Linked DNA regions of Homo sapiens: region 2 is linked to region 1. A link is an interaction called in ENCODE POLR2A ChIA-PET data of the cell type or tissue named here. Cell type or tissue: MCF 10A. All regions are shown on one strand. Links, peaks and the distances in the headings refer to the core of each region. The heading gives the core; the rest is flanking DNA.

What was found. ChIA-PET counts read pairs that join two places held together with the same protein. Peaks named below come from ENCODE experiments on the same cell type or tissue, not always from the same donor. Only the 100,000 strongest peaks of a DNase experiment are listed, where the experiment ranks them.
Region 2: POLR2A ChIA-PET joins it to region 1 with 5 read pairs; 2 of 35 experiments call an interaction of 5 or more read pairs at or near these places.

What each region holds. Positions count from the first base shown.
Region 1 is chr11:28,138,934-28,142,933 of GRCh38, reverse strand. All of the region lies in intron 3 of METTL15 (methyltransferase 15, mitochondrial 12S rRNA N4-cytidine), which reads right to left. Among named protein-coding and RNA genes, the nearest start is that of METTL15, 33 kb to the right of the region's middle. RefSeq lists enhancers at 1,328-2,527, 2,416-3,022. In MCF 10A, for the core only: no CTCF peak of the experiment used is centred there; DNase peaks (open chromatin) are centred at 1,683 and 2,053.
Region 2 is chr11:28,079,371-28,085,776 of GRCh38, reverse strand. KIF18A (kinesin family member 18A) reads left to right here. Exons shown (of 17, transcript NM_031217.4): 7 at 969-1,145; 8 at 2,534-2,608; 9 at 2,809-2,921. Among named protein-coding and RNA genes, the nearest start is that of KIF18A, 26 kb to the left of the region's middle. In MCF 10A, for the core only: no CTCF peak of the experiment used is centred there; no DNase peak of the experiment used is centred there.

The DNA of each region.
Region 1 (4,000 bases), core at 1-4,000:
ACCACCATCTCTTTCAATAAATACAATTGCTTTCTAACTGGTCTCCTTTCATCTACTGTTGCACAACCCACTCCCAGCCTACCACTTCTAATCTATTTTCCACTAGGCAATCTGAATGTTCTTTACAAAATATCTATCTAATCTAGTTAGCCCACATCCTCTGCTCAAAATGAATTTAATGAATTTTCAATGAATTCCCACAGCTTTTAAAGACCAAATATTCTTAACATGGTCTAAGGCCTAGCATTTTCTGTTCTCCTTAACTTCATCTTTTTCCATACATCCTTGCTGTCTACACTTAGCCACAATGGGCTTTCACGTTAAATAAAAATTATAGAAATCTACTGTTTTGGGCTAAGCTCCTGCACTAGGCCCCAACACACTAGACTAAAAATCAAAATCAAAGCATTAAAGTTCCCTATCACCAAATCAAAAAGTTATCTGACTTTCCAATAAATCAGGAGAGAAAAATAATAGCCAAATTTCCAAAATAGGCCAGGCAGCAAGACAATCAAGTTCCTTCTTCCTTTAACACTTACCCAAAAATAAGTAAACTTAAGTAACCTGATATTAATAGTTATTTTTTTATTGTGCTGTTTCCCTGTTCTTGCCTTACTAGAAAAGTAACTTTGAAGTGACCAATCCACTTCTTGTTCTTTGTTTCTCTTTTCTTTGGCCCTTTTCTATCTATAAAACCAATCTCCTCTAGTCCACTCACTGTAACACTCATTCTATTTTATGGAATGAAGTGTTGTACAATTCTAGAATCATAAACAAAGTCAATTAACATCTTTAAACTAAATTTGTTTTCATTTTGTTTTTTGACATTTGGTTTCTCAAAAGTGTCCTGCTTTTTCCCATAACAGTAAAACTGCCTTTGCAAATAATACGACTGAGAGAAATCTAACATAGCTGACTTCATCTCACTTCTAACCTCATAAGTTGTCTGTACGTTCATTCCTCCGTGTAGGCCAAGCTAACCATAGGAGGAATTTAGTTTACAGTTTGAAGCAAGGATGATAATAGTCCCTGCTTAAAACTAACCTCCTCTTTGTTCAGGATGGAAACTGCCTTTGTGAAAATAATGAAAGGCCACAAGGTTAGAATTATGGTAAGGACCTAAATTCTGTTAAGCTGTAAGCATCATTAAGCAATAACCAGCCATTGTTCCCTAGCTTGCTTACTACTCAGGAGTCACAAGATTTTATTTTATTTTATCTTATTTTATTTTGTTTTGCTTTGTTTTGATACAGGGTTTCAGTGTGTTAACCAGGCTGGAGTGCAGTGGTGGGATCTCAGTTCACTGCAGCCTTGACATCCCAGATCAAGCGATCCTCCCAACTCAGCCTCCCAAGTAGCTGAGACTACAGGTGTATGCCACCACGCCAGAATAATTTTTTTTTTTAATTTTTTTGTAGAGATGGGGTTTCACTATGTTGCCAAGGCTGGTCTCCAACTTCTGGGCTTAAGCAATCCTCCTGCCTCTGATTTTGTCTCTGTCTCCCAAAGTCAAAGTCTTCCCCAGTTGCTCCTTTAGATAACAGCACTATTATCAAAAACTAAGATTGATCTTTCAGATATTTTTCAGACTCGTGCATTCGGCCATACCACCTGATACCAACAGGACCGTGATTCATATCAAGGAACTGACTCAACCAGTCCTGTAACACCTGCACCCAGATACTGACTCAGCACATGAAGACAGTTTGGACAATACCATGATTTCATGCCCAGTCAATCAGCAATACCTATTCCCTAGTGCTCTGCCCACCAAATTACCGCTAAAAACCCTAGCCTCCAAACTCTTAGAGAGGCAGATTTGAGAAATATCTCCCATCCTCCTCCCAATTAAAGTGCTATGACTAAACACTATCTCTGCTGCAACTACTGCTGTTCTCAGCATATTAACTTTCTGGGCATCGGGCAAGAAGAACCTATTTGGCTATAATAATGAAAGGAGTTAGCCAGCTTCAGGCATACAGTAAGGCAAGGATCCCTGGAGAACCTCCCACCTTTGTTTGGTCCAGATAAGGGAACTTGAACAGGAGCTTTGCCTAAACATGCCCGCAGCGGACTAAGTGCCCACACGCCCACAGGGGAAATGGGGTGAATCGACAAGGAATTCACACCTTATACAAGTAGGGAACACAGCCCCATCAGCATGTATGTAAAATGCCCTTGTATTCAACTGTGAAGGGGGCAACCAGCAGCCTGCTTTCAGGACCCCTCTTTTTGCTGAGAGCTTTCCTTTTCACCTAATAAATTCTACTCCACTCACTCTTTGATGTCCACATGGCTATTTCTTCCTGGTCATGAGACAAGAACCTAGACCTAGCTGAGCTAAGGAGCAAAAAACCCTTCATCATTTTGGGGGCTTGTCCAGAATACCTGGCAGGTGAGTAAACTGCAGATCTGAAACCTTTTGCTTTCATTTCTGAGTCTTCTCCTCCTCAGACTTTTTCTGAAGGCAGATGCAGCACCAAACCTCTGGTGAGCCAGATAAGAATGAATGGCACAGCTACAGAGGACAGGATGCTGGAGAGTACCCCCAAAAACCCCTATCACTCTCAAGGGTTGGGAATGTCAGCCTTATTCCAAACCAGTCTTTTCTACAGTATTTTCCTTCTTTTGTTCCAGGATTATCCTGGCACTTAGCTCTTCTTTTATAATGTTAAAGATGTTGCTGCAAACTGCAGATACTACTAGGTAGAGTGAGCATTTAGCCCAGCCATCAGAAATGCCATTCAGAACAATGCGATTTCCATCTGTTCTTAGAGGCACATCTCACACCCCCACCCCAAGGGCCACAGGCACACGCTCGGAACAGAAAGGCAAGCGGAGGCACCCATCCTCCCTGCTTCCCTCCCAGCTAGGGTGTATGGACATGTCTGCACATGCACATGCTCCATCCAACAGCCACATGGGGCAGGAATGAGCTGCAGCCACCAACTCCCGCCATGGGTCTCCACAGAGTCTTTCCACCCCTGGCCTAGGCAAAAGGAGGGAACAATGATTAAGAGTTTCTCTCCCTGTTGGAGGAACCCATTTGCATAGAGCTAGAGGATTTTCCCTCAGGCATTTTCTCCATCCTGCATTTAAGCTGTTTTTTTCTTTTCTTTTCTAACATGGCCCTGTGAAAACAGGGAGCTTTTCTATGCAAGAGTTTTGTTTTTTTTTTTTCCTTTTGGAAAACATCTTATTAAGCCAGGACCCCAACTCACAAGACACCCTTTACTCTCCCTTGTTTGAGGAGGACTCAGCACCACAGATTTACCTTAGCATGACTAATTCCTGCCAGTTAGGACCCCTCCCATTTCATGGATAGAGGTCATGCTAGCATCCATGGCACAGACAAGGTCTAGGGAACTCAAAGGTTACTGACAGCAGAGGAAAGGCAGCATGTGGGTAAATGCGGATAATTCCCACCTCCTAGGCCCCCTGTTAACAAGGGTGAAAAGCCACATTGGCACCCATGGTCTGCACCATCCCAAGGTTACAGGGACTCAGGGATGTGAGGACAGCTCTTCTCTCTCTCCCTCACATAACCCGGTTATTCCCTGGGAGAAAAAAGGAACTAGGGATGACTTGTTCCCCTCTTTCTAGTTGAGTAACCAATCATCTTCAGTCTGTATTTCTCTCAAATGCCTCCTGAATCACTGGGATTCCTTTGAGGGAAAAAAAAATCCTTACTCTGTCCTCTCTTCACAGATGGGTAATTGTGTCCCCATACCACAGGACACTCCCCTCAGATATATCCCCCAAAGTAGGAAAAGTTAGTTTCCCCAAACCTTAAACTGCTTGGCTTAAAAGTGAGCTCAGGGGAAGGAAACCCAGAAGTCTGACATGCTGGTAAAAGAGTAAAAGTTCTTAACAGCTGGACTTCGGGCCTCCCTCTCCCTGTGCAGACCGGTTGAATAAATGATAAAATTACTGTTTGTGTCCTCTGTGAAGTCTGGATTAATGGAAAAAAGGATTTGTGAGGCTAGTCTTAGGCTGTAGC
Region 2 (6,406 bases), core at 1,085-5,084, 58 kb after region 1:
ACAAGACAAAGAGATAAAGAGAAAACAGCTGGGCCCCAGGGGACCACTACCATCAAGACACGGAGACCGGTAGTGGCCCCGAACAGCTGGGCGCGCTGATATTTATTGCATACAAGACAAGGGGGCAGGGTAAGGAGGGTGAATCTTCTAAGTGATTGACAAGGTGAGGCAAGTCACGTGATCATAGGACAGGGGACCCTTCCCTCTTAGGTAGCCGATAACAGAGAGAGAGATGGCGCATACATCCGTGTTTTCTTCTGTGCACTTATAAGAAAGATCAAAGACTTTAAGACTTTCACTATTTCTTCTGTTGCTGTCTACTGTGAACTTCAAAGAGGAACCAGGAGTACAGGAGGAACATGAAAGTGGACAAGGAGCATGACCATTGAAGCACAGCACCACAGGGAGGGGTTTAGGCCTCCGGATGACTGCGGGCAGGCCTGGATAATATCCAGCCTTCCACAGGAAGCTGGTGGAGCAGAGTGTTCCCTGACTCCTCCAAGGAAAGGAGACTCCCTTTCGCGGTCTTCTAAGTAATGGGTGTCTTCCCAGACACTGGCATTACCACTTGACCAAGGAGCCCTCAAGCGGCGTTTGTGCCGGCATAACAGAAGGCTCACCTCTTGCCTTCTAGATCACTTCTCACAATGTCCCTTCAGCAGCTGACCCCATACCCGCCGGTTATTCCTAGGTTATATTCGTAATGCAACAAAGAGTAATATTAAAAGCTAATGATTAATAATGTTTATAATAGTGATTGATAATTGTCCATGATCATCTCTATATCTAAGTTGTATTATGACTATTCTTATTCTAGCTATTTTTTTCATTATACTGAAACAGTTTATACCTTCAGTCTCTTGCCTCGGCACCTAGGTAATCCTCCCCCCACAGTGAAGTGCTAAAGTGGTAGCAGGTTTGCATTTAAATGTGGAAAATGACATAAGATCTCTTTTTTGTGCTTTCAGAGAAAGAATCAGCATATCCCTTACAGAAATAGTAAGCTTACTCGCTTGTTAAAGGATTCTCTTGGAGGAAACTGTCAAACTATAATGATAGCTGCTGTTAGTCCTTCCTCTGTATTCTACGATGACACATATAACACTCTTAAGTATGCTAACCGGGCAAAGGACATTAAATCTTCTGTAAGTCTGTTTACTCTGCCTTTGTTGTGAAGGTATTGTCTGCATATGATTTTTATAATTGTAATGAAAGTATTAATTCAGGTTATGTTTCTACATAATGAGTTAGGCAGCTGAGGGTTAGAAGGGTCTTTGCTAACCTGCTTAGTCGAACATTAATTTAGACGGTTAAACCATAAAGCATCTTGATTATATATATATATATATAATAGATACTATTATTCGATCTTTTGGGTACTATGGTACTTGAGTGGCTTTCTCCCTAACCTCTTTGATGTCATGGCGTATTGTATTTGGATGGCATCTTGGAGTAATCACTCAAAACTTGAACACATTTGTTGCAGCCCAGGATGATGCTCTGCTTTAGCTGAGAACCAAAACTTTCACCTGAAAATCTTGGATATGTTAGTTAAGCTTTCCAAGCCTATTATTTCATCTGTAAAATAGGTATAAAGCTTATTTTTTAAAAAGTCTTTTCTACATAATTTATAGTCCACATTCATGATGTTGATGTACCAATCTCTGTATTTCTCCAGAAATATAATAATAATAATTGGTTACATTAGTATTTTTGCCAAAGATGTGTTGTACTTAAAAACATGTATATCAAAATATGTATGTTTAAATTATAATATATCGGGGTTGAAAAAACCTAGAGTTAAGCTGTTGTGATGACTCCTCCTCTTCTCCCTTTCCCCTCTGCCACTCTCCTTAAGTGTCTGAAGATGAGCATGTTATTGTCATCTTAAGAAAAATGTTCCCAGGCTCATTATATAATTAATTGTAAAAGGTCATACTATATGGGTGTACAGAAAGGTTTGTAACACATGATTTTCATGTAGCCCTTACACTAGCCCCTTGAGGAATGAATTCTTAGCTCCACTTTACAGATGAGTAACCCAAACATCAAACAGTTCGAATTCTAAGTCAGGTTAAGTGAGAAGTAGGCAAGGTCTCAATATCAAGTATTTGGATTTATATGTTTAATATCCTCTCTACTATACCATAAATGTCAAGGGGCCCATACTATGATAAAAATGTTAAAATATAGTAAGAACTCAGTGAAAACCAACTGAATTCCTGAAAGGGTAGCATGAAAAACTATCTCTGCATTACTTAGAAGTCAAAGGAGTAAGAAAGTAGGGAATTTTATTATATTGCAATTACATGCTTATAAATACCTTTTCTCAATAAAGTAATTTCTTTATAATTTCATTTACATTATTAATGTGCTCAGCAGATCCTCTTGTCATAGATTTTAAATGTGAGCATAATTATCACAAATTCTGAATTCATGGAACTCAATGAAAATGCAATGTCATGTTATTCATGTATTTATCTCTGTGATTATTATCTCTCTATAAACAATCATAATTTCTATCTTTCAACAGTTGAAGAGCAATGTTCTTAATGTCAATAATCATATAACTCAATATGTAAAGATCTGTAATGAGCAGAAGGCAGAGGTATGTCTGTTTATATTTTTATGCTAGTCTTGCGCAGTTCTTCATTTATAGAATTTTATAATCTTAATTGTCCAAAAATTTAACATATTTTTCTATTAAAATTAAAATCTGGTTAATTCAGTTATTTTTTACAGCTAAATTTGGCTGTGGCCATGTAAATGACTTCTTTTGTATTTTAACTAGTGATTTCTCTCTACTAGATTTTATTGTTAAAAGAAAAACTAAAAGCCTATGAAGAACAGAAAGCCTTCACTAATGAAAATGACCAAGCAAAGTTAATGATTTCAAACCCTCAGGAAAAAGAAATCGAAAGGTAAACATTACATTAAGATCTAATTTTGAGGAATTTATTGTTTTAAAATTTTGTTAAGTATTTTATGTTAATTATCATTTGTTATGTCTTTTATATGTACATAGATATGTATGTTTATAATTTTATATATACACACATACATACATACATACATAACAGGCTTGACTCAGAGATATTGCAGATTTAGTTCTCCAGACCACTGCAATAAATGAAATATCATAATAAAATGAGTCACACAAATGTTTTGGTTTTCCGGTGCATATAAAAATTATGTTTACACTACACTATAGTCTATTAAGTGTGCAATAGCATTATATCTGAAAAGATAATGCCTTGCTTTAATTTTAGACATACTTTATTGCTAAAACATGCTAATGATAATCTGAACCTTCAGCAAGTCATAATCTTTTTGCTGGTGGAGGTCTTCCCTCAATGTTTATGGCATCTGACTAGTAAGAGTAATGGTTGCTGCAAGTTGGAGTGGCTGTGACAATTTCTGAAAATAAGGCAACAATGAAGTTTACTGCATAGATTGACTCGTCCTTTCATGAAAGATTTATCTGTAGTGTGTGATGCTCTTTGATAGCATTTTACCCACGGTAGAACTTCTTTAAAAATTTGAGACAATCTTTTCAAACCTTGCCACTGCTCTATCAGCTATATTTATGTCATATTCTAAATCCTTTGTTATTTCAACGTAGATAGCATCTTTATAGGGAGTAGGTGGTAAACTTTCTCAAGAAACCATTTTCTTTGGTTATCCATAGAAGCAGCTCTTCATTTCTTCAAGTTTAATCATGAGATTGCAGCAATTCAGTCCTGTCTTCAGGCTCCACTTCTAATTCTAGTTCTCTTTCATGTCCACCACATCTGCAGTTAGTTTCTTCACTGAAATCTTGAACCCCTCATAGTTATCCATGAGGATTGGAATCTACTTCCTCCAAATTCCTATTAATGTTGATATTTTGACCTCCTTACACATATCACAAATGTTCTTAATGGCATCTACAATGGCAAATTCTTTTCAGATGCTTTTCAATTTATTTTGCCTAGATCCGTCAGAGAAGCATGATCCATGAAAGAAAGTATCTATAGCAGCTATAGCCCTACAAAATGTATTTCCTAAATAAGAAGACACAAAAGTCAAAATTGCATGATCCATGAGCTGCAGACTGGGTGTTGAGTTAGCAGACATGAAAACAACATTAATCTTCTCGTCCATCTCCATGAGAACTCCTGAGTGACCAGGTGTATTGTCAGTGAGCATTAGTATTTTGAAAGGAATCTTTTTTTCTGAGCAATAGGTCTTAACAGTGGGCTTAAAATTATTAAGTAAACGGATGTGCTGTCCTCTAGACTTTGTTGTTCTATTTGTAGAGCACAAGCAGAGTTAAATTTAGCATATTTCATAAGGGCCCTAGGATGTTTGTAAATGGTAAATGAACATCGACTTCAACTTAAAGTCACCAGCTGCAAAAGCCCCTGACAAGAGAGTCAGCCTGTTCTTTAAAGCTTTGAAAGTAGGTATTTACTTCTCTCTAGATATGAAGGTCCTAGATGGCATATTGTTCCAATTAAAAGCTGATTTGTCTATCTTGAAAATCTGTTGTTTAGTGTAGCCACCTTCATCAGTGATCTTACCTAAATTTTCTCGATAACTTGCTGCAGCTTCTACATCAGCACTTGCTGCTTCACCTAGACTTTTATGTTCTAGAGAAGGCTTTTTTTCTTACACTTTTAAACTTTATGAACCAACACCTGCTAGTTTCAGAATTTTCCTCTGCAACTTCCTCACCTCTCTCAGCCTTTGTAGAATTGAACAGATTTAGAAGGCTTGCTCTGGATAAGGCTTTGACTTAAAGAAATGTGATAGCTAGTTTAATCTATCCAGACCATTGAAACTTTTTCCATATCAGCAATAAGGCTGTTTCACTTTCTTAGTGTGTGTGTTCACTGGAGTAGCACTTTTAATTTCCTTCAAGAATTTTTCCTTTGCATTCACAACTTGGCTAAATGTTTTGTGCAAGAGACCTAGCTTTTCGCCTATCTTGGCTTTCTACAAGCCTTCCTTAGAAGCTTAGTAATTTCCAGCTTTTGATTTAAAATGATAGACATGCAACTAACTCTTTCACTTGAACACTTGGAGGCCATTTTAGGGTTATTAATTTGCCCGATTTCAACGTGTTTCAAGGAATAGGGAGGGCTGAGGAGAGGTAGGGAAACAGCCAGTCAGTGGAGCCGTCAGAGCACACACAACACTTGATTAAGTTTACTGTCTTATATGGGCACAATTTGTGACACTCTAAAGCAATTACAATGGTAACATCAAAGATCATTGGTCACAAATCACCATGACAGATATGTAATAATGAAAAAGTTTACAATATTTCAAGAATTGCCAAAATGTGACACTGAATGCTCATGCTGTAGGAAAAATGATGCTTATAGACTTGCTCACAGCAAGATTGCCACAAACCTTCAGTTTGTTTAAAAAAAAAAAAAAAAAACAGTGTCTGCAAAGCACAATAAAACAAGGTATGCCTGTATATATATTCTCAACTGAATTCAAGAAGTCAGTGATTTCTCTTTATATTTCACACTTTGTAGATCAAGTAATTTTAGTTTTTATTTTACATATATTGAAGAGAACCAGAACTTAGGTATAAGATAGTGGAGACAAAGCCAGTTATGTCACCCTGTAGACTTAGTTTAATTTTAGTGGCGCTCATATTGTTCTTTTCTGACATAATCATTATTTGTATATTTCATGTAAATCTACTCTATTCTTCATTTTATTAACTCTCTATAGCTTAACTAATCTACTTATTGAGCCTGAATGGGTAATTATTTGAATGAACATCTGTCAGTGATATAAACCAATACAGAATTTTGAGAGGTTTCTACTAAGCTTCTTAGCAGGTAAATTTTTAAAAAGAAAGCAGTTAGTAATACAGTATGCAAAAGTACTTTTTCCTCAAGCAGCTAAGACAGTTTTCCAAATTGACCCATTGAGACACTGGATCAAGATGTTAATCTTGAGTACTTCTAGGAGGACAATAAGGAATTCCTGTATAAACAAGTTTGGAAATTACTCCATAAGGAATCTAGGAAACTTCCAAAGTACATCAGCTTATTAAAGGGAAAACCTGTAGTAAAGGAATCTGTTCAACTTTCATTAAAATTGAGTAAAGGTAAACTTATTTGACATTCTGCAGAGCCAGTTATCTGTTATTAGTATGAGAAACCAACTACAACTTAAACCAATGGTTATTCATACTGTTTTGGAGCTCTAGAATTAGTAGAAAGTGTCTCAGTATCTATAAGGAAAACAAGATTATAGTCAAAAGTGGCTTTCAGACCTGATTCAGCTATAATTTTTTAAAATTGCATTTGTGTGTTGAAGTTTTACATAAAATATTTTACAGTATTTCTTAAGAAATAAGTAAAAATGATTTCTGGTTTTTCATCTCATCAAAGAAAACTTT